Linked DNA regions of Mus musculus: all the other regions are linked to region 3. A link is a loop called in an ENCODE intact Hi-C map of the cell type or tissue named here. Cell type or tissue: left cerebral cortex. All regions are shown on one strand. Region 1 has its middle 46 kb from the start of Gm30906. Region 2 holds the start of Gm30906 (a long non-coding RNA gene). Region 3 holds the start of Tab2 (TGF-beta activated kinase 1/MAP3K7 binding protein 2).

What was found. Hi-C counts contacts between places; a loop is a spot of excess contacts. Peaks named below come from ENCODE experiments on the same cell type or tissue, not always from the same donor. Only the 100,000 strongest peaks of a DNase experiment are listed, where the experiment ranks them.
Region 1: it touches region 3 in a loop (8-fold over the local background); 3 of 42 quality-filtered maps call a loop at or near these places.
Region 2: it touches region 3 in a loop (4-fold over the local background); 3 of 42 quality-filtered maps call a loop at or near these places.

Annotation. Positions count from the first base shown.
Region 1 is chr10:8,125,928-8,133,927 of GRCm38, reverse strand. No RefSeq gene overlaps it. Among named protein-coding and RNA genes, the nearest start is that of Gm30906, 46 kb to the left of the region's middle. In left cerebral cortex, no CTCF peak of the experiment used is centred here; DNase peaks (open chromatin) are centred at 460 and 3,001.
Region 2 is chr10:8,173,662-8,181,661 of GRCm38, reverse strand. It overlaps Gm30906 (a long non-coding RNA gene), which reads right to left and starts at 5,554. Exons shown (of 3, transcript XR_380102.3): 1 at 5,327-5,554. In left cerebral cortex, CTCF peaks have their summits at 3,798 and 4,433; DNase peaks (open chromatin) are centred at 4,865, 6,407 and 7,300; H3K27ac peaks cover 1,478 bases.
Region 3 is chr10:7,951,038-7,959,037 of GRCm38, reverse strand. Tab2 (TGF-beta activated kinase 1/MAP3K7 binding protein 2) reads left to right here and starts at 2,915. Exons shown (of 7, transcript NM_138667.3): 1 at 2,915-3,237. In left cerebral cortex, no CTCF peak of the experiment used is centred here; DNase peaks (open chromatin) are centred at 3,123, 3,665, 3,900, 4,160 and 2 more places; H3K4me3 peaks cover 3,359 bases; H3K27ac peaks cover 2,340 bases.

The DNA.
Region 1 (8,000 bases), 170 kb before region 3:
AGCTAAACAATAGCTTTATTGATTTAAGACATGTGGGTTTCATTAGGGAAAGCTGAATGTATTAAAATAGGTTGTGATGGCTGAATGGAGGCTAGGAGCAAACTTAGGTCATGGGACTCCTCGGACAAAAGGCAGATAAATCTCTATTATGTAATTGGACTAGGAGGTAGGAGGGGATCCTCCCCGCCCCGCCCCCACCCCGCCCCCACCCCCACTTGGATAGTTTCTTAGTCTTCCAAAGGCAGTCAGCCTACTGACGTGGAAGGCAAAGCTTAGAGTCCTCTCTGTTTGACATGTCAACATCTGCCCGCCCAGCCTGAAGCAGCCCTGAGCCAGAAACACTCCCGCTGATACGGAAATAAATATCGAAGAGATCAAAGCTGTGCATGTAGGATGTCTCTGCGCGAAGCTTCCGCAGAGCCCCGAAGTAATAATGTCCAAATAATAGTTTCTTTTTACTTTGGTAGGCATTTTCTCCAAGGAGCTCATTAACTCGGGGTAACATATAGGAAGTGGGCAGGCAGCCATTCACGGGGTGACTTCACTTCAGAAAGAATGGATACAAAAATGGATCCTTTGACTAGCAGAATGAGAAAAAACACACTTCAATAAACACAGGGAGAACATAGTGGGACTACCTTTACATTAAAAAAACGATAGTCCTTCCCCTCCCCATCTTCTTCCTTCTCTTCCCCCCTTTCCATCCCCCCTCTCCCCCTTCCCTGGGAAGGCTAGGCTGACTCCATGACAGGTTTAAAATCTGCAGTTAAGGAGACTAGGCCTAAATCTCTGTTTCCAAGAACTGGACAATCCCAAGCAAGTCTAGGCCTCAGAAGCTGCCCCCACCACATGGCCTGAGGCAAGGACAATGGGTCAGCAGCAGTTTCCAGACCTCCCCCAGCAAGTTTCCAGTGCCCCACCCCCACCCTCAGCCTGACTCCCCCAGTCCTCAGCAGCTCTCTTCCTCTCAGCTTCTGATTTGAAGTGTCCATTGCTTTTGAAGTGTTGAGTGGCTGAGTGCAACTTCGCCAGGGACTGGAAACTCCTGGTGACAATGGATGCTCTGAACTCGCTGCACTACTGGCCTCCTGAAGAGACTCCCTGTGCTTTCAAACTGTGGGGAAACATACATAAATATAACATCGACCACTTTCAGGAGTGTGATTCGGTGGTAGAGGCTGTGTCTGTGTGCTGGGTAGTGATGTCATCATATATCTACAGGACCCTTTATCTTCCCAACTTGAAACTCTGAGCCCCTTAAGCAACTTCCCCCTCTCCTTTCCTTAGCTCTTGTCAATCACTGCTCTATTTTCTGTCTCTGAGGGTACCTCACAAAAGTGGAAGTGTACAGTACCTATACCCTCGTGTCTGGTATGTTTGATTTTGTATAACATTGTTGTGGTTTGTATAAATGTACCTATATGTGTGAATGAACTTGGGAAACTGGCTAAATTCTCAGCACATCTATGTGCAGAGTCATCAGAACAGAACATGGCTGGGGTGTACACAGCCAGGATGTTTGGGCTTGAGGCGGGGAACAGTGTGCTGAGCTGTGTTATTTGAGAGGGTGACCTAGCCTCTCTGTGCCTGGGTTCTTTAGCTAGAATATGGAAACTTTGGCAGTAAATATATGTGGAATTACTGTGAGAACCAAACAAGTGTGCAAAAGTAATACTTGACATATAGACTGGAAAATATTAATATAACTTAAAATAAGGACTTAAATAAACACATTTAAATACAAAATTTTAAAAGTTTCACAAAATACTGTAATAATTTTGAATTCTTCATAATAAAGAAAGTATCTACTCTCAAAATGTTACCTACAGTCATACCTACATGGACATGGTATAAATTAAACATGAACAATTCTGTTGGAAACAGAAAAAATTTTAAAACACTACAGACTTCAATCTTAAGAAAAGGTGAGCTTGCCAGGTGTGGTGGCGCACGCCTTTAATCCCCGCACCCGGGGGGCAGAGGCAGGTGGATTTCTGAGTTCGAGGCCTGGTCTACAGTGAGTTCCAGGACAGCCAGGGCTTTACAGAGAAACCCTGTCTCGAAAAACAAAACAAAACAAAACAAAACAAAACAAAACAAAACAAAACAAAACAGGTGAGCTCTCAGCCAAGAATTGTGACTCATAACTGTAAGACCAGCCCCTGGGAGCCTGAGGCAGGAGGATGGGAAATTTGAATACAGGATACATAGTATGGAGGTAGCCTGCACTACACAGTGAGATGGAGGGAGGAAGAAATGGACTCTAAATAGCATATGAAAAGGTTTATGAAAGGTGCACCCCAAAAGTCCACTGGCAGATTCTATACTGCAAATGTGGCCAGCACTTGCCAAGTTCTTCCACAGGGTGAGTGAAGCCAGCCTATGCAGAAGAGGAAGGTTGATCTGGGAGACGGTCAGTGGGCAAGGTCAGTGGCTGCTCTTCCGAAGGAACCAGGTTTGAATCCCAGCACCCACATGGTGGCTCACAACCATCTGTAACTCTGGTTCCAAGGGATCCGATGCTCTCTTCTGATCTCCATGGAAACCAGGCATGCATGTGATACACATACATATATGCAGGTAAATGTCCATTCATAGACAAGGAAAGAGAACAGACAGAGATAGAGCCCAGTCTCCCAAGAGCACACACGCCCAGAGGCTGGGGTGTAAGGATACGAAACAGAAGTGAACAACACTCAGGCAGAAAAGGAAGGTCTCTAGGTTTGCATACTTGTGGAAGGACTTTCCCCACTGTCAAACCAAGACATCATTACCTGTCTTAGGAAAGCCCATTTCACTGATTCTGAAAACGCCAAAACCACCATCCTGAGTATAGATTTTGCAAACAAAAGATCCCCTGCCCTCACAGGAACCACCTCTCTTCCAGTGCCTAAGTCAGTAGAGAGCTCGATTTTGTAGCTACATCTTCCAAAGACCTATCTTTGCCTGTTCTGCCGCCTCCACACTGGGGCCTGCTGTCACCACTAGTAACACTTGTCTTCCTCTACCGCCTCTTCTATGAATGTGGCGTGCAATAAGCTTCGAGATAATCTGAAATCAAAGGAGCCTGATGTGCTGCGCAGGGGAAGAATGGAAAGAGAGACTCCTTCGAGTATAGGCGTGGGCTTACTGGTTCCTCCGCTGTACACTGAGCCCTTTTTCTGCCCGAAGTCAGAAGCAGCGTTTGGGTGATAATTCAATTGCTCTCATTCTCCAGTGGCTGTTAAAGGCTCTCTTTTCTTTTGAGCGATGGATCATATTTCTCTCTTATCTTCAGTCATTTCTGGGCTGCGCTTACCAGATAAGGGCCCCACTCCCCCTGCTCCCCACCATCTTAAAAGATTTCCCTGCCGAGTTTTATCAGCGTGAGTGCCGCACAGAGTGCATTCTGACAATGTTCAGGGCCGTTTGTTTCCAAGTCTCACAAGACTTTCTGACTTCCAAAGGAGTAGAGCTGCCAATAAAGTCCCTAGACTTCAGCCTCAGGAACAGGGAAGGGGAACGAACCAACAGAAATACCTGGAATTTATAAGGGAAATGTTTCGTGACCTTTGTTTTTAAAAGCAGGTTTTGGGGGGAGCCAGAAAATTCCCCTAGAGTGGTTTCATAGAGAAAACAGTACACCTCAGGTTTGAAAACAGGAAAAGGTGAGAGAGTGGTCACTGCTCGATCATCGCAAGAGCAGGGGAAATTGGTCTGAGGCAAACAGTTCTCAGAAAAAGCAACAGTTTCTTGACGGTGAGTGTTTAGATGGTTTTGACACCCTCCAAGCGAGGGCCAGACTCAAGTCCACACTCTGGAGGACTCTGAAAGCCAAAGTAGGTCAGGGGACAGTCTTGGAACTTAGAATAAACGTGAAAGCCATCGTGGGGACAATGTCCCTGTGAGAGCTATTGGGATGAAAACTTGAAATAAGATAGAATGAACTGCTGCATCATGACAACACAGAAGGAGACTGGGAGGAGACTGGGAGGAGACTGGGAGTAAGGAAGCTCACAGGACTGGAGTCTTCAAAAGAGATTCGAGTAGACTGAATTTGACCTGCTAATTAAAAAATGTATGTTAAGGTTTCTAGAGGAACACTGAGAAACTAAAACCAGAGCCTCTAAGTGCCAAATTAATGTGAGGACAGCAGTATAGGAAAGAGAATTTAATGTCACTATATTGCTTATATCGATTGTTTTAAATTTTTGAAGTCAGCATCCAGTTTCCTAGGGTAATCTTGAAAAACAACACAACCAACCCAGGGAAAGAAAAAAAAATGAGAATAACAAGAACAGAAAATTTGAAGCTGATTAAAATAAACACTTCAAAGATCTAGATGTGCAAAATTGTATCTTGATATAGATCAATAGAAAGAAAGATGCACTGCAAAAGAGCTTGAGGAAAAGGGACAAAAGACAGAAATAACAAATATTAAGTCTAAAAAAAATCAAATTATATATATAGGACAAGTTCATATATAATAAAAGTGAGCAGATTGAAAACACCATCCTTGAGGTTTTAAATGAAATAGAAGTGTTCCTTAAAAAGTAGAAATAACAAAAGATGCTTTGGGCAATAATAGCAAATATAGATGATTTGTTAACTGTTAATAAATTAAATTGGAATTTTAAAAACCTTCCCACATTAACCTTGAGTGGTCCTAAGGGAACAATGTCCTCTCACTTAGGGACCGATAGTCTCAGTCTTAGCCAACCTCGTCCTCTCTCCAGGAAGCAGGCAAACAGCAAATGGTATCTCAGCTTATTTTACTCCATAATAATTGTTTTTGATTTTAAAATTTTAAATTCATAAAAATAGAAGCAAAACCAAAGTGTTGACAAACAGAATCCTATCTTCCATGACCCTACGTGACACCTTACATCATAATCAAATTAGATTTATGTTAGGATGTAAGAGTATTAGGTAGAAGTCAGAAAATCTATTCATACAACTAACGTGACACATGAAAGGGGAGGGGTTGGTCATCTTAGTAGATTCAGAAAAAGCATCTAGTGAAATTCAACACAGTACACCAATATGACTAAATCTGATAAAAGATATTAATAAAAAAATAGCAATAGGATGGGGAGATGGGTCTGTGTGTGGACCCATTAGCTGTGTAAGTCTGCACACCAGTGTTCATATCCCCAGAACCACATACAGCTGGACATGGTGGCTTGCATCTGTAACCACACAGCTCCTGCTGCAAGGTGGAGAGAGAACTCAGGAGTCGCCACACGATCTCCAGTCAGCCAGCCTGTCGAGAACAATGAAAGGCCCTGTCTCACACGAGGTGAAAGGCAAGAACTGATATTTGAGGTTGTCTCCTGACCTCCGCATGTGTGTCCTAGTACATGCATGCCCGTCCCCTAAATACATACATGAGCCTTAAAAAAAAAATAAATAGAAGGACATGCTAACTTCATAGGTCAGAGAGTTCAGTTTTGCAAGGATATCAGTTTCTATGTAACAGATTCATGGATTGATTAAGTTGATTACCACATAATTTTTCTTGGAAATTGGTACAGTAATTCTGAAATTCATATGAAGGCGCAAAGTCCTTACAACATTCTTGAAGGAGGTAAAGTTGAGGAACTTTCCTTATGAAATGTCAACACTTCACATAATGCTACAGCGGTTGTAATCTGAGACTGTGAAAGCATAGATGGGGACTCTCAGGTTTTGCTGGCTAGACAGTCTATCCAAATTAGTGAGTTCCAGGCCACATGGGGTGGAGAGCAATGGAGAGACCCAACCTCTGGCTTCCCATCAGCTACATAAACCTACACACATACCACACACACACACACACAAAGATGTGTGAAAGAATGAAAGTCACATGCCATCAAGCAGGACAGACAACCTGGCACACACAAAACTGGCAAAAGGTTAGGATAACAAAAATATTAAGAATGTCAATGAGTCAATAACATAAATATACTATATAAACATTTTCCTATGTGCTACTAGGAATAATAAATAACCCAATGAGGAAAATCAGAAAAAAATATAAATATTCTATAATGGAAGAAAGCTCAATAGTCAAACATTAAAAGATGTTCAACTCATTTGTAATCAAAGAAGTACAAAGGGAAGTGGTACATGATTTTAGGGCCACACTCCTGGCAGACATTGCAATTCTTGGCAGTGTCCAGAGTCCATAAGGATGCCTGCATCAGTGTAGTAGAGCAGAGACCTGGGGCATTGCCTGCTAGGTTGACACATTGATTCTGCTCAGTTAATTGCTTTCACACTTAAGCAGGAAATAGATGTAAGCGACTGTTCATGATGAGTGGAGAGATTGAAAATGCTGAATTTCCACCTATAATGAAGTGCATGCATACATGATGGATAGAATATGAAATATCTACCACCTGTTCCAATGTGGATGAGCCTCAATAATATTGCAGAATAGCAAGTCACCAATATATATACTTTCAAGCAGCTGTAAAGAAGTGAGGTTTTTGAAAAATGAGGGGCGGGGTAGACAAGGAAAGGAAAGGGCAGAAGCAAAGAACAGCATTCTCAGCTTAGGAAATCATCACACACACACACACACACACACACACACACACACACACACACACACACCCTAGATCATTTGCTGTTATATTTCCCTGGTAGATATGAACTGACTTTTGGATACCTGGTTTTGTAGTCGTGTGCGTGTGCGTGTGTGTCTCTGTACATCTATACTTGCCATGATGTATGGAGGTCACAAGACTACCTCTGCTGCTTGTAATCTTTGAGATGGGAATCTCTCATGTTCTCTTGCTGTGTGCTCCAGGCTAGCTGGCCCTCCAGCTTCTGGGAGTCTGCTTCTGCCTCCCATCTCACTACATGAGCTCTGGAATTACATCTGTGTGCCCCTGGATCTGACTTTATGTGGATTCTGGGTATCTGAACTCAGGTCTTCCTGCTTGCTCTTGAGCCATCTTCCCACCCCCCACCTCCACCCCCACCTCAGGGATGCCTTTTTATGAAGCATGGGCTGTTCTGTACGGCTGAATTATCTTCTGGGAACAGGTAAAATAGGAGAAAGGTTCAGGTGCAAACCAAAGAGGTAAAACAGTTAGATAAGAAATAAAGATATTGTTCCCTATTCTAGGGAGGAATGAAGTATCCACGCTTTGGGTTTCCTTCCTCTTGATTTTCTTGTGTTTTGCAAATTGTATCTTGGGTATTCTAGGTTTCTGAGCTAATATCCACTTATCAGTGAGTGCATATCAAGTGACTTCTTTTGTGATTGGGTTACTTCACTCAGGATGATATCCTCCAGATACATGCATTTGCACAAGAATTTCATAAATTCATTGTTTTTAATAGCTGAGTAGTACTCCATTGTGTAAATGTACCACATTTTTCTGTATCCATTCCTCTGTTGAGGGACATCTGGGTTCTTTCCAGCTTCTGGATATTATAAATAAGGCTGCTATAAATATAGTGGAGCATGTGTCCTTATTACCAGTTGGAGCATCTTCTGAGTATATGCCCAGGAGAGGTATTGCTGGATCTTCCGGTAGTACTATGTCCAATTTTCTGAGGAACTAACAGACTGATTTCCAGAGAGTTGTACAAGCTTGCAATCACACCAGCAATGGAGGAGTGTTCCTCTTTCTCCACATCTTTGCCAGCATCTGCTGTCACCTGAATTTTTGATCATAGCCATTCTGATTGATGTGAGGTGGAATCTCAGGTTTGTTTTGATTTGCATTTCCCTGATGATTAAGGATGTTGAACATTTTTTCAAGTGCTTCTCAGCCCTTCAGTATTCCTCAGTTGAGAATTCTTTTTTAGCTCTGTACCCCATTTTTAATGGGGTTATTTGAATTTCTGGAGTTTAGCTTCTTGAGCTCTTTGTATATATTGGATATTAGTCCCCTATCAGATTTGGATTGGTAAAAAATCCTTTCCCAATCTGTTGGTGGCCTTTTTGTCTTATTGACAGTATCTTTTGCCTTATAGAATCTTTGAAATTTTATGAGGTTCCATTTGTCAATTCTTGATCTTACAGC
Region 2 (8,000 bases), 220 kb before region 3:
TCAACCTAGGTTTAGAGTGATGCCTCACATCTCATGTGAAGTTGGGACAGAGCTCTTGTGTCCCTCTGAGAGTGGTCCTAGCAGGTCCCTGGTCCTGATTGGCCCAGTTGACCAAATGAGAATAATGTCCACCTTGTGCCCCATCTTGCTCTTCTCTTGGCTCCCTTGTTTCTGCTTCTTGGACTTGCCTGGTGCTCTTCTGCCTGTCCTTCATGCTCATTGGCCCTTGCTGCTGCTGTGTGTTTTGCGGTTCCACCCACCCACATCGTGTGTCCCCAGGCCAAAGACCTTCTAAGTAGTCATAGGCTTGGATTTGGGCCGGTGGTGTGGATGAAAAGAGAGGGGGCAGTGAAAAACCTGGCACACCTCACAACTAATTGATTAAATTAAACAAAGAAAGAAGACGGGAAAAGAAAGGGACAGCAGAGCTTTTCGAGATCCCGAAGGGTGACCCAGTTACTTACACAGGTGTTCAAAGTTCTCTTTCAACAGTCAGGGGAGCTCTAAGGAAACCATCTAACTGTTCATAAGTGGCTCTATTAGAGCTTTGGTTAAACCTAGGATAAAACATCGTACATCCAGCTAGTGAAATGGTAAGATGAACTAGTCAGCAAAAGCAGAGGTTGACTGGCTTGGCTAGAATGTCAGTGGATCTTCTCAGAAATGTCATCACAGATTTATGGAGAGAGAAGCTACAGTGGGTGAGATGTAAAGGTGCTAATTGGAATGCAAACTCAATAACTGAACAGCAGGGCTTCCATGGAGACTAAAAAAATAATATTAAAAAATGTTCATGTCCCATGCAAACTAAATCCAATTATAATCACACAGCAAGTTATGACCCACGTGCCATGGCTTCATCAAATTCAGTGTTTCTGTCTCCTGGAGGAGGTGGGGACACAAGTGTCTAAAGGTCTCTTAGCATTTGATGGCTGAAAACCTAGAACTTTGACACTGATTAGCAAAGCACTGTAGTTGGAAAAGTACATCTAATTTTGCTAAGGTCAGCTCACTCATCCTTTTCCTGAACTTTTAAAGCAGTTCTTGGAAAGAGGTTAACGTCTCAGGGTGTGACTGCCAGGGGGCCCTGACTCAAGTAATCTGAAACAAATGCCAACACTACCCAGAACTCGGAAAGCCTAATTCTCAACTTGAAAAATTACCAGAACTATTTCTTTCTTCTCATGGAGTAATAGAAAACTCAGATACTCAGTGGCTAAGTACTTTGTGTGTGTGTGTTAATATATATATATAATATTTTAAAAGATTTATTTATTATTATATCTAAGTACACTGTAGCTGTCTTCAGATGCACCAGAAGAGGGTGTCAGATCTCATTACGGATGGCTGTGAGCCACCATGTGGTTGCTGGGATTTGAACTCAGGACCTTTGGAAGAGCAGTCCGTGCTCTTAACCACTGAGCCATCTCTCCAGCCTGTAGTTTCAAATTGCACATCAGAAAGACACATTCAAGATAAGCCCCTAAATATTCTTTTGAGTTTCATCTGTCAAGTGGTTGATAAGAGATTTTAATTTGTTAAGAGATTAAACAATAATTTGACAGGCACCAAGTTGGATAAAGTACCCCAATTGGTTGAGGAATAATTGGAGTCAAAGAAAACAAATAAACACATATATTGCCTATGTGTGGTAGGGCAGTCAGCAGGGAAAGAGGAGGGGACAATGCAAGAAAGTCGCTAACTGAGGTTGATGCTATACTTCAGTGGAAATTATGTGGACATTAAGCCAAGACAGTAATCTGAAACTTAATGCTCCAACTTGGAGCGAGGATCAGTGACTGCACACCTGGAGTGGTGCCTGGCCTGATAAAGGAGTTCTACTAAGCAGACCTGGCATCATTGACCATGGTAGACACTAGCTATCCATTGATGGCTACACAACTCAAGATTGGTACCTGAGTAGAAATGAGATTTCCAATGTTGAGTGAATTAAAGCATGATGGGATGGAACTGTGTGCTTTTTCTCCCATCCTGCTCCTTATGGGAAGTGAAACACTGAAGGTACGGTCAGCTCTCTGGTTGATATGAAGCAATGGCTGGGTGAAAGATCCTGTAGAGTCATGCTTCTAAGCTCTCTTTACTAGCATGTCAACTTTCATCAGTCCAAGCACAGCATGAAAATTAAGAGATAGACCCACAGCAGGCCCTCAGCAGCTGAAGAAGCAGGAAGTATTTAGATGGTAAGGGGCAGAACCCAGTACCGCAGAAGGGCTGTTAGAATCATAGCTTTTCTGGTGTGGAGTGTTCAGATACATGCTGTTTGGCAGAGGGTCTCAATTACTCAGTGTCTTCTTTCCTCTTCAGTGTCAAGACCTCGGGGCTTACAGATTCCCACAGATCCAAAAGGAGAGAAGCAGTCTGGCTAATTATTTATTGGTTCATCCCCACAGGTATTGGTTTAGCTCCACAGACACTACTCTGGAGTGTCTTCGTATCTTGCTCCCCCAACTACCTAAGAGTTTGTAGTGACTACACAGCTTACCTCTGTTTGAAAAAGGAGTGTAAATCTTTGCAAAAGAATAGTAAGGGCTTTTCCTCACTGTTTTGCAAGTGCTACCCAAGGTCTTATATAAGGAAGCATTTTAAAGTATATATTATCTGAACGTATGTTTTCTACAATCTAGCTAATAATTCAGATGAAATATTTTTCAAACTATGATTTCATCTTCACCGATTTACTTAATTCAAGGTAAGTAATATCATTTCATAATAAAGTAATTCACATACTGAAAGGAACCTAAATTTAAGTGTGAATGTTTCTTGGGTTATAAAGCAGGATTCTTAAATGCTCTCTGTCTAAATTTGATAATAACTAGTATTTCATAATGGTGGCAGAGTGACAGAGCTAATAGTACCCTTGTGGTAAGGATGAAGTTATCTCAACTCACATTGCTATAGGGGCAGCAGTATTGTGATCCAGACCCAATCGTTCTATTTTAAGTCACTGCTAACTAAACATCTTTAAGTACAAAATATATGGAATGTTGGAATAAGGTATTTGATTAAACTGAATTCTCATTTCTGTGCATGCTGTGGATATTGCTTTTTCTCTGGTCAGTCTCCTGTGGATGAATTTACTCACTGTCTCTTTGGTCACTTCATCCTCTTCTATTCAGTCTCCCAATTTTGCCCTGCCCTACCCCTCTTCTCCATCCCCATTCTTTTCTTTCCACTTATCAATAGACCACAATGGAAGACCATGAAGAGGCCTACAGACATGTAAATTGGGAACTGCCTCTCTAGGCAGAGAGCACTGAACTGTATAAGAACAGAGAAGGAGCTGAGCACAAGGAAGTGAGTGGGCTCATGGATATTGTTTTCTCTCTACTCTTGACTGATAGGATGAAGTTCCTGATGCCACGACTTACCCACAGAATGGACTGTAATCTGCAACTGTGAACACATTGGATGTAAACAGTGAAGTACATGAATATCTAAACATGGTAGGCCTTAAAAGGAAGGACAGACTCTCCTTTAAAGGCATCTTCATTAGGAGAGTGAAAATGGGGGAGAATTAAGGAGGGCCCAGAAATCAACTTCTCTAAGGAGTGGCCTTCAGCAAAGTCTCCAAGCAGACCTGCAATATAAGAAACCTTATAATATAAGAAATCTTGTAGGGAATGGTGGGATGTTCCACATCATACAATTTAGTTCAATTTTGGTATGTGATTTAAAAAAAAAAGAAAACTTCGAGGTTCAGCATAGGACTATAAATCAGGGACTATTGTACAACTTCTGCATGCATGCTTGCTGAGCGCCACTGAGTGCAGTGCCCCCAGAGGCCAGAAGATGTTAACGCCCCCAGAGCTGGAGTTACAGGCTGTGCTGCCTGACATTGATGCTGGGAACCAGATTTGGGTCTTCTGGATGCGCAATACTTGCTCTTAGTGACTGAGCCATCTCTCTAGCCCGGCACAGATAGCTTCTTCACTTCCTGCCCCAGAGAGAGCTGTACAGAGATGTGGCCCTGATTCAGGATGTAGCATCTCTCATAAGGGTGTGGGCCATTGTTCTAGAGAATGGAAGGCTCCCATGACAGTAAAGCCAACATAATGCAAAATGAGTTGGGGTACACTCTGGAGCATCGGCCCTAACTTCAAGGAAGATAGAGAAGACCACTGCTTCCTACAAAAAGAATTGTGGCAATATCCTCACTTTATAATACCTACACAGTACACCATGTTTAAAGGTTCCTTCTGCGATGTGCCATGTGGGTCCTGTAAGGAGAGACTCAGAAGGGAACAATCCTGTGGCCTCCTTAAGGCTGTGACAATCTCAGTTGTAAGGGTTGCTCCCTGTATCTACGTGGCAACCTAGAACCATTTGTAACCTGTGGTCCTATGGGATCTGAATCCTGCTTTTGACCTCCAGGGGCACCAGTCACTCACATGTGCACAGACACGCCTGGGAGCAAGACACTCATACACATAAAATAAAAATAAATATTAAAAAAAAATAGGCCAGTAAAACCTGAAACATAGTTGGCTTGCCCTCTGTGAAGCAAAATTTGGGCCAAACTGGGCCTATCTGGAGAGACTTGAGTAACTTAAAACCATGTACAGTTGGTTTTGAATGATAGCATGCTGGGGTGTTTGCAAATAACTCACAGACCTTTTGCTGTTGGGAACTGGCCACCTTCGCTCTTTAATAGATCCAATTGCAAGTTAAAATTGCTCTAAGAAAATGCATCTGTCTGCTGTCCAGAACCATGGCAACCAGCCCTCCTTGCAAACAATGGGACAGCTTCCAGCCAAGACAGCAAGATTCTCATTTCTCATGATTTTCTTCCCAAAGAGCAAATGCCTTTAAAATGCACAAAGAGCAAGGAGCCTACTGAATTGGCAGTGACTCCTGTTCTCTCTTCGTAAACATCTGTGCGAAAGAGGGGGAGGCAGGAAAAAGAGCTCTGTGGTTTGGGGAGACAAGATGACCTCAGGGTGAGTTAACCCTCAGTGGGCAAAGCTGCTTGAAGCTGCGAGGGAGGGAGACCGATCCTTGCATTTGTGGTGAAGGTAGGTTTTCTTTTTCAGCAAAGGCCTTGTTCCAGGGTGAAGGCAAAATATGTTCGTTCCAGAGTGCATCGCGTGGAAACCACACCGCTTTTCAACGTGGTTCTAGTCAGCACATAGTTTCCCTCTTAGAAACCACCCTCCCCGCCCCTCATCCTCCGACCCAGATAGGCCACAGTCTGCTTTTCAAACACAGGATCTCAACAAGTAACAATAGTCGATAGAAATGGGAGCTTTTAATGCTCACCAAACTGCAAGTCATGCTAACAGGCCACCCCACAAAGCCTTCTGCTTACCAAAGTAGCTGACCCAGCAGAACCGAAAGGCATCTGGGACCTGATGCTGCTGGAGCTTTTCCACGCCAGTCTTGGCATCGCCCCCTCACATAGGCAGACCCCCCCCAGCAGATTCTGCCTTCTGCAGGATACCTCTGTTCCCTTAGGGCTGCTGGCTGATACACACAGCTACATCTGTGCAGCCCAGGAGGGCTGCTGCCTCCTCCTGGGGATTTTTCATCTACCTTCTGTATATTCTTCAAGAGTCCTGGACATTGTCTGTCTTGGCATCTGTCTCACATCCCAGAATCACTACCTCACAGTGAGTTTTGTTCTAACCACTGCTGGACCATTGGACCTTAGATCAATATCTCATGTTCAGCCAGGGCTCAAGAGGCATTACCTGGGAGTTGTAGTAGAATGGTCCCCGCACAGACCCTTGATTACCACGACGTCATGAGAATGTAATCTCTGCTGGTAGGGTATCTGCAAAAGAAGTTTCTGCAGCCCAGAGAGCAGCTTCTGAAAACCCACCAATCTACCGTTTGTGCATCGGTCTACTTTGTCCATAATCTGTAACTTTGATTGCTTCAGAGTTATAGAAGAATATGATTAAATCTGTTTTTCCTAAACAGAGCAAAGTTGTGTGTATTACACACATGTGTGCAGGCAGCACACACTACACAAACTTGTCCATGCACACACACACACACACACACACACACACACACACACACGAATTTCCAAACATAGGGTACAACTACACCCTTTTAAACTCCTCATCACTTAAATGCTATAAACTAAAAATGCATCTGTCCCAGCTAAGCACCAGAACATCCTAGCTTAAAAGTCCCCACCATCCTTACATTAGCCTGAATGCAGCAAAAATTATTCAACACAGGCTGTTTTGTAACAAAGTGTTGAATGTCTTACTGTCCAGTATATTGAAAGTGTGAGAGGGTAGCATATTTGGACACTTTTCTACATCCCTAAAATGACAACTTTTTAAAAAGTCATTATGTTGAAAATAAAATTAAAAACCATGAACACCACCGCCACAGACTTATCCTGAGCGGTTGAGGCTGTTACATGCCACCTGTGTCTGAGCATCAAGCAAGGGTTTGCAAAGACGGAGGACACCACTGCAGCACACTGCCAAGACCAGGCTAAGAATGCCTGCTCTATTTTAACCCCATACCTTTCCCACATCTATTTTAGACTTCTAACTACCTGAAGCCAAGAAGGAAACCTGAGTCTCTGTAATTTCCAGGAGTGACTGCAGTTTTTGGACACAGTGGGAGTCGACAAAATGAGAACCACGTATAGCAGAGACCTTGATGAGGTGTGGGGCCAGAGAGGACTGCCTAAGGTGTTGCTCCACTGGCTCCCAAGCTTTCCCTAGCATCTGTCTATCCTTGCCCCAGGGAAGGGGGGCATGTCCACTGTGGGCATTCAGAAATGAGGGGTGTTCCTGACACCCACACCTGCACCAGTTCAGTGTGACCCCAGGATGTTGTTTTCTGCTAGGGTAGGGGTTGTTGTACCATCCTCAGGGTTGTTTAAAATACATAAGCCATGTTTTTATTGTCAGCAGCAATAAAGGTTATTGTCAGTGTTTAGTGAATATGAAGGCAAGAGCTCAAAGACTCATGGGACTTCTGATTGTGCCATGAGCTATTCATCTAGGTGAAAATGTCCTTACAATTCTGTAAGTCCTACGTTCTGACTCTGTATTTCATAATATGGCAAAGCAAATTTTGTTCGGCATCACGTGTGCACTGAAGGTCCCCTTCCCCCCCCCCCACCCCCCGCCCAGAATGCAGCTGTCATAGGTCCATGTAAAGTGTACTTTATTTGACTTGGAGCTTTACCAAGAGTTGTTCACCTTTTGAAAAATCACAATACCAATGTCTACACCTCTGAAGGGACTTGAGTCACCGGGAAACCCAGCTGCACCAGGCTGCATGTGAGAGCTATTATGTTCCGCAATTCTGTACAGGCTCTGAGCTGTGACTAATTCATCACGCCTCCTAGTGTGGTGGGACTCAAGCACTCACACATGTAAATGCGTTCTCCTTTAAATTGATTTCTTAAGGCTTCTCACATATATTGTTGCAAAAGAACAACCTATAGAATTTTTTTTAAATTATGTTTCTTGGTAAGCTGAATGTTTAGTTTGAAGAAATACTGTAAAGTGTGTGCTACCCAACTCAAAGGAGCTGAGAAGGATGGTAATGTCTTTTACATGGTCAGCATTCCCGAGGATGCTTCTCCTGAAAGCAGTGATGCACTAAATGCAACAGTATAAAAATGAGAATCAAATAAGAAATAAAATGCATGAGATTAGAATCTTGCAGTTTAACTTCCCAGTTCAAACTGGAAACCTAACAGGCTGAGATACCTGGTGTTAAATGTTTTACTAACAGAAATAGAACAAAAAAGAATTATCATGGGCTGAAATGTAACCCAAACAAACAAACAAAGACATACCCATTAACACTCATCACTAATCCTTGTTTAATCTCCACTGACTGTCAAGGTGGAGAACAAAATGTAGTACCATAACCAAGGATAGCTACAGAGTGATGCTGGGCCTGAATTAGTACAAGCTGAACTCTCTCTGATGCACATTTAGCCCTGATCTGGTGGTGCCATGTAATTGCTTGCCCAGGAAGACCCTCTGTATCCCAGCCAT
Region 3 (8,000 bases):
GGTGCTTGCTCAATCAGAAAGCACAAAACCACATTAAAATGTTCTGAATGGCGAATTGAATTTTATCCAGTTTCCTGTAGCTACTACAAAGAATACTTGGAAGACACAGTCTGCCCTTATTTTCATTAGTCTTGTGGCTAGAGGGGACTATCCACCAATTCTATAAACAGAAATCATAATTATCAACTATATAAAGACATTCCTAGTTATTTATGTTCCAAATCAAATAGACTGAAAATGTTAGAAAACATACCCAGATAAGCCAAACCTCCAGTTTGTTTGTAGGGAGAAAATAAGAGGAGGGACCATCTATCTGGAGCGCATTAAATGCCTCCCCTTGCTGAGCCAAGGAAGCCCCTAGGAGTTGAAAGGCCTCCTCTATTTTGCTGCTACTGCTGTGCTGAGGCGGAAGCCCAGGGCCTCTCACAGGTGTGTGTTCTAGCACTACAATGCATCTCTAGCCCAGGTTGGCTTTCTAAAAGTATTTGTTTTGAAATAGTGTCAAACTTATCAGAAATTGCAAGATCTTTTAGGCTTAAGTGATTTTGAGAACCGGGCAGATGTTACCCGATAAAGGCCAAGCTCATAACCAAACTTTCAAAACATTTTGAGACACTACAAATGCCCTAGATTCATCAAATATGACTTTTAAAATGCTTCTAATTACCAATATTTAAAACTTATCACCACTCTCTGTATGTGTATGGCAGATAGGAAGTATACATCCACACAGAAAAAGCATATAGAATATACATATTTTTTTTTCTGAGCCACATGGGTAAAGTTTTATACATTGTGTTCTTTTACCTCTTTAACCCTTCAGTGTGTTTAAGAATATTGTAATGAAGAACAAATTTCAGAAGGTTAAAGATAACATAATACTTACATTGTCTCTGTAGTCCTAACTTTACCTAACTTTACCCAGTTATCCCAATACAAACTACTTTGTAACCTTTTCTTTCCCAGCAAGGGATCCGCCTTGGGGTCTCATGTCGCATTAGGATGTCATGCTCTTTAGCATCCTTTAATCTGCGATCTTTGATTCTTACAAGATCCCAGAAGGGGTTTGTTCTGTTTTGTTTTTTGTTTGTTTGTTTTTAAAGGCATTAGTTCTTTCATAGAGTTTTCCTCTACATAGCTATCTGGGGCTTTCTCTTCATTAGAGATCCAAGCTCTTCAAATTTGGGCAATGATGTACGATTATATCTTCTCTTCCTTTTCTCAAACCCATTACATTTGTTTATATGGAAAATATATTTCTATTAAAATGTGTACACGTACATTTCAGAAAACAAATTTTGAACAGGAACTATTTTTTTCTTAATCCACTTCTATTATTTCAGCAGTATATGTTCGAATTGTGCCTCAGTTTAAGAGAAGTACTGTTTATTTAATAATTTCTTCAATTTATCTAAAATCATTACACTGACTATGGAAATAATTCCTCAGAGAACTGTAGTATTAGGGCTCAATGGCGTCTGTTACTGTGAATTAATGAAAACAGCATCTACTATGTGAATTATAATTTACTTTTACTTCGAACACAGAAAAAACACTTTTTCAAAGTATATACTTTTACTTTCTTAATGTCAACCGAGAGAAAAATTTAAAAGTTCCAATGTTGTAAATCATTAGCACTCTGACTTCTGGCGGGCTAAAAGTTTTTAAGTAGAGCTAAACCCCAATATTTCAGGTACTTTGTAAAACTGAGTGTAAAAAGGAAGTGAAAGGGTTTTAAGTGTTTAAAAAAGGGGCTTTAAAAACAATAAGCAATAAGCACCTATGGAGCTTATACTGATAACAGAATAATAAAAATAGTCCTTCCGGATTTTTTTCGGTAGTATGAATTTCTTCAAGGAAGAAACTGGCAGCGATATGCACACTTTGGACAGGGTCAAGAAGAAGAAAAAAAAAGCCTTTTTTTTTTTTGCCATATGAAACCGCCAAGATTTTAAAATATTTTACATTGTGAGAAACATCTGAACGTTGACCACCACCACCCAACCCCACCCCACCCCGAGGGAAAACGAAGCACATCTTTAAGAAGATAGAAACCAGAAGTGTCCCCTCCCCCGCGTCTCCCCTCGAAGCTAAAGTGTCTTTGGCTCTGCTTCTAGGTCTTCTAGGAACGTGCAGTTACAATCGCAACGACTCGCTTGATTCTTTAGATCGTTCTCTCTGCGGGCCCCCACTGCTGATCAAGGAAAGTCCAGCGGCCGAGCCAAACTCCGCTCGGGTCCCGCGGCTTCCAGGACGCGTCCCGCACCGCCCGGTCTCCATCCGACCCGCCGTCCCTCCCGGGTCACCCGGTAGCTCGCGGCCTGGGCGCGGCCCGGCTCCAAGGGGGTGTGTCCGGCTCGCGGCCCCGCAGCCCCGCAGGCCCGGCGCTCGCCTCCGCCTCAGGCCCACCTGCCCCGCGGCCCGTCAGGGCCTGCAGGGTCCCGCCCGTCTCCCCGAGCTGGGCCGCCGGCTCGCACGGCTCGCCCTGCTCGCACAGCCCGCCACCCGCTTCCGGAGCCGCGAGGCCCTCGGCGGCGCGCGCACCGCTCGGCTCCTCTCTCTCTCCCTCCCTCCCTCCCCGTCCGAGCGTGAGGGACCCGCGTGCTCCTCCTCAGCCCGCGCCGGGACGCGTCCCCTCCGGCCACGGCGAGCCGGGAGTGGGGACGGCGGCTGGCGGAGGTGGGGCGTGGACAGAGCATCCCCGCCACCCGGCGGAGGGAGGCCTCGTCACGGCCGCCGCCTCAGATCTCGCGGTGTTTGCCGGCCGCCGCGCCGCCATATTGTGTGGCCGTATTTTGATGCGGACTGGGCTGGCGGAGCCGCGGCGCGAGCGGGCGAGCGAGCGAGAGCTGGGGGGGTGGGGGGAGGGCAGGCGAGCGGCAGGGGGGTGGGGGCGGAGGGAGGCAGGGCGGCCGTGCGAGCCGGAGCCGAGCAGCGGGCCGCGGCGACGCCGCCCCGGCCATCGCTTTGATCCGCGGCAGGCGCCGGCGGCGGGGCGCCCCAGGCCGACCCCCTCCCCTCCCCCTCAGCCGCGAGCGGCGGCGGCGGCCGGAGGGAGTTGGCGGCGGCCGGGCGGAGGGGGCCGAGCGGGGAGGGAGGGAGGGCTGAGGTGTCCCCCCTGCCGGGTGGAATCGGCGCTGGCGGCGGCCGCGGTGACGACGGGGGAGACGGCTGCCCAAGTGGGAGAGGCGGCGGCGGCGGACGAGGAGGAGGGGGAAGCCGCGGCGGCGGCGAAGGGTAAGCGGACGGCGCTGCGGGGCCTCGGCGGGATCCCTCCCCACCCCCCACCCCCCCCACCCCCAGCCCGGCTCCCCGCGCCTGCAGCGGCTCGGGGACCGGCTCTGCCTGGCGCGCGAAGCCCTAGCGGGGCGTCCGCGCCTTCCTCGCCTTCGTCCGCCGCTCCGCCCGGGTCCTGCCCGCGGTGGCGAGGCGCAGGGAGGCCCCCCAAGTCCTGCGGGGAGGGTGGGGGCGGGGAGCCTGGGGCCTGGCCTGGGCTCCGGGGCGTCGGGGGAGGGGGACCGGGCCTGCCCCGGAGCCCAGCGCCGGAGAGAGCCGGGGGTGGGGGTGCCTTGGCCCCCGGTCCGCCCCCAGGCCTGTGATCTGGAAGTGGGAGGGAGGGAACCAGACGCCTTTGGGGGAACCCAGGTCTGGATAACGATGACTTCGGGGCCCGCGAGTTAAGGGAGAGCCGGGGAAGTTAAGTGCAGGGTAAAGAGGAAGCACCTCTCTCGCTTTGCTTTCCGATTTTGCTTGTCTGCAGCCTTCTTCCAAATGGGCAGCACGCCCCGCTGTGAAGAGGTTGGGGCCCCCTTAGAGTCCACAGGACTACTCTGATTTTCTTGCCCCGAGATAGTGGTTGGAAGAGGAAGACTTAACAAGGGTCCCTGGGTGTTGCTGACAGGTGACAGGTGGATCTGTCTGTTGCTGATGCTGTAGAATCCTTGGCTCATAATTGTAGGCCGAAAGTGTCAGGGAGCGTGTGAGTTTGTATTTACGTGTTTGGCCAAGTTTCATTCCATATATAGTATATTTGAGATGCTAAGTTTCCATTCAAGTCAGCTTAATTGTTATGGAGGAATTCTTCAAATGTTTCTGATAAGAGGGGTTTTCAGGAGAGTGGTGGAGACTTGCAGCCTCCTGGAGCTTTTATTCGAGTCTCCGTGAAGTTCGGGTTCCCAAAAGCATTGCAGGCTGTTGGTAAATGGGCTTCTAGTCATTGGAAAGTTCTTGGACACAAATGCAGTATTCGAGGCAGCAGCCAGACACTCTAGCTTTGCATCCATTTTGTCAGTGCTGGGTAAGTTAGTAAAGTGCCAAATCGTAGGGTTAGGTTGATTGCCATTTTATAAAAGGAATGGCTTTGTGTCCTAGCTTACTCAAAGGAGATGTTGCTCATGAAGCAGCTTCAAATTTTGCTAGGAATTTCACTGGGTACAAAAGAGGGTTGTTTGTTTTTTGTTTTGGTTTTTTTTTTTTTTTTTTGGTTTTTTTGTTTGTTTTGGTTTTGGTTTTGGTTTTGGCTTTTAGTTATCACTGTTTACCACACTTGGTACAGCAAGAGTTTTGATGCCTTTTCAGAAGCATCCTTAATGTCTTAGTAAAGGTGAATCCATGATTACTTTTAAAACTGTACAACTTGAAACCTTTTTGAAACCATACATATTTCTAATAAATGAACAGTTGCCTTTTCTTTTACTATATGCTTTAGCTAGCTACTTTAATTCCAATCCTTAGGAAAAAATGTCAGATTCATGAGTTGGGTTAGTATCCAGATAGTCCACGAAGGCTTCTGCAGCTTTTAACACGTGTGTGGAATGAATATGTTGAATGGTGGTACTATCTGTGTATTAGCAGGAAATAGAACAAAAATTCCAGTGATTCAGAACCTCTGCTTGCCCCTACACCAGTGTGTAATAGAGAGTGCTTTATGTTTTCAGGCTTAAAGAATCAAACTGAAAGTTGAATATGGCAATTATTATGTTAGCCACTGAATATATGCCATTGCTTCAACTTTCTTTTTGTTTCATCAGATAGCTTTTTCTGAGTTAGAATGGTTTCCAAAGGACACTGGGAAATACCACTATTCAAAATGTTCTCTGTGACCTCTCATAATAGAACCTGTGTTTGTATAATTCATAAGTAGATGAAATGATCAACGGTGCAAATGACAATGCTTCTCAGGGAGCAGACTTTAAGTCAGCTGTGGAAAGAGGTGCTTACCTTTAGCCAAGGCTGTGGTAAGATGTGTAGTTACCACACCTATTTAAGTGAGGCAAATTCTGCATAGTTAGGTGCGCACTGCCCAGACTCCCAATTATGTCCCTACTGAGTGTTTTATGCTCTGGCAAAGGTCTTAACATGATTGGCTTTGTGCCTTGACAGAAATAAAAGTTTTATTCCTCTTTTATGTAAGGAAAATTCCCAAAGAACTGGTTCAGTGAGCCACCTTCATTTTGAGAACTAAGCATAAAGTATAGCAGAGATTGCTTGTTTATGAGGCATGCGGTAGTAAAGCTCCAGTAGGATGGGTTTTCTAACCCTGAAGTTACACACACACACACACACACACACACACACACACTAAATGCTTATTTTTATGAATATCAGGATACTTTAGAAAAGAAGTTTTGCCTTCCTATATTTTTAAAAGTTCCTGGAAATATTTATAATGTAGATTATAAATCATAGAGTAACGTTTACATTTCATTATATCACATGCCTCAGAGAACAGAAGTAATGCTTTTTGTTTTGATTGACTTATGTTGTCTTTCTTTTAATAAGAACTCTTTAAATCAGGATTATGCGATAATAGAGACAGGTGTGCCGAGGAAGATGCTAGTAAAGGATTGGATGAGCAGTTTGCAGGAATATGGAAGTGTGGGGAGTAGATGGCTGCCAAGTATAGCAAAGTAACTGCTGGACTGCATTGAGGAGAGTTTTTTTCTATTGATGGGTGCTCACAAGCTGTGTGTGTCTTCACTTAACACTGTATTCAGATAGTAAGAGATTTGGAGATACTGAAATAAAATGAAAATTAAATATATGTTCACATTATTGACCTCTGGCTTATGGTCCCCTAAGTATTTGCCAGTATTTTAAAATTTTATGTCCAAATTATTCTGACCCTTAAAAAGTCAAGAATACACACTTACTCAGAAAGGCAAGCCCTAAGTACTCCCGGAGTTGCTAGGTACTGTGCATTCTCTTTGGTTAATCACTAAACTCAGCTGTGAGCTTGGTAACAGAGGCCAGTATTAAGGGGAAGACTCTGTCATTTTCTGAGTATCCTCATCTCAGAGCAGCCTGTTTATTACAAGTGGTGCTTTACCCACACTAGTCTTGTTTTTTGAAGGAAATGGGAGGGAATTACATATTTCACTTAGATTTTCTTGACTCTGAGGATTGTTAGCTGACAAGTTGATGTTTGAAGATTTCTGTAAGATATTTTTTAGGTTTTGCCAGTTTAAAAGTACATTAATTCAAAACTTTATGTAGATCCCTATCTCTATCTCCCAGTGGTGTTTGATAAATAAAGTTTTGCTGAATGTGACTATTTTATTGACCCTGTTCATTTTGTTTGTTTGTTTGAGATGGGGTCTTGATTTGAGCGCTGACCTCAATGCAGTGCTTACAGGTATGTCCTTGCCCTCCCTCATATTAATCAGCAGTTCCATTGCAGAAGTTTTACTATACACATAGTGTCCTGGTTAGGAATGAGAGCCGTGCTACTGAGCATCAAATCCCTACGGGGTACCAAGTTTTCATTCACTTCTCAAGTTTTTATTAAGCACTGCTTGTAGTGTCTGGGACACCTAAATCCTGAAGATGTAGTACACTGAACACAGACAAAATTGTTCTCATATAGTTTATAGGTAGAGATGTAATGAGTGAGTAAAATGTGTCTGGGGAAAACACAAGGAAAGAAAGCATGGAGGCTGAGCAGTGGGCATTGTTTGACCTCAGCTCTGCAGCGAGTACCAGTCTTGATTTCAGAAAATAGAACTATCCAGTGACATTTTTTTCTTAGACTAAGAATATCCTTTATAACTTGGAAACAAAATTGTATTTGTGCTTCAGAATTACAAATTGTTACAGAATTTCAATTAGTAGGGATTTCCTATTGTTAGTACTTTAGAAAGCTACTTTGTGACTCAGTAGAAAATTCTGGAATTTACCACCCTTGTTTGAATCCTAGTTTTGGCCACCTTCTACTTTGCCACTTGATTTAGAGCCAGTTAAGACTTCTTAGCTTCTCTGAACCTGTTTTCTAATCTGTAAAATAAATTGGCTAAGGTTTCTGCTGATAAAGTAGTAAATTTAAACACAAGTTGTGAGCAGTAGAGTATGTATACTTTGTGCCATTTTTGTTTTCTGCCTTTCTGGAGCTCTGCAAAATAAACATGGCTGAGTTGGTAATTGCAGCAAGTTCTACCAGCACTGTATGGGCATTGTTAAATCCACATTTCATTTGGCTACTTAGAGCAGCCTCGCCTGTAGTATAGTGTCACTGGGCGCTTTCTGGAGAGTTGGTTTGTGTCATATCTAGTCTAACACAGGAGGACCATTACAGCTTTCAGGTGAAGGAGCATTGTGGGCCTGTCATTTAGCTTGATAAACTGAACCTGAACACTTTGAGAAATGGACAGCAAAAACTGAATAAAATGCCAGTTTATGCAGACCCTTGAGATATGTAGCACAGTGCATGTATGGCACATAGACTTTCTCCCATACTGTATAAACAAGGGTATTTCATACACTTTGCAAAATATTAAGGAAAACATTTACAAAGGCCAAATGTGCAGCTTGTGAACGAGATTTTGAAAAAAAACAACAGAATAACCATTCAAATTGCAAATCTTTGTACCACTGGGAGGTGACTACATTGAGCTCCTCAGGACTCAGGATAGATCCCAGAGCATGGCTTCCGTTCCTCTCTGCCTTCCTCACATGTTGGGGAGGGCATGGTCTGGAGCTAGTTCAGCAGGCCAGATGCTGAGTGG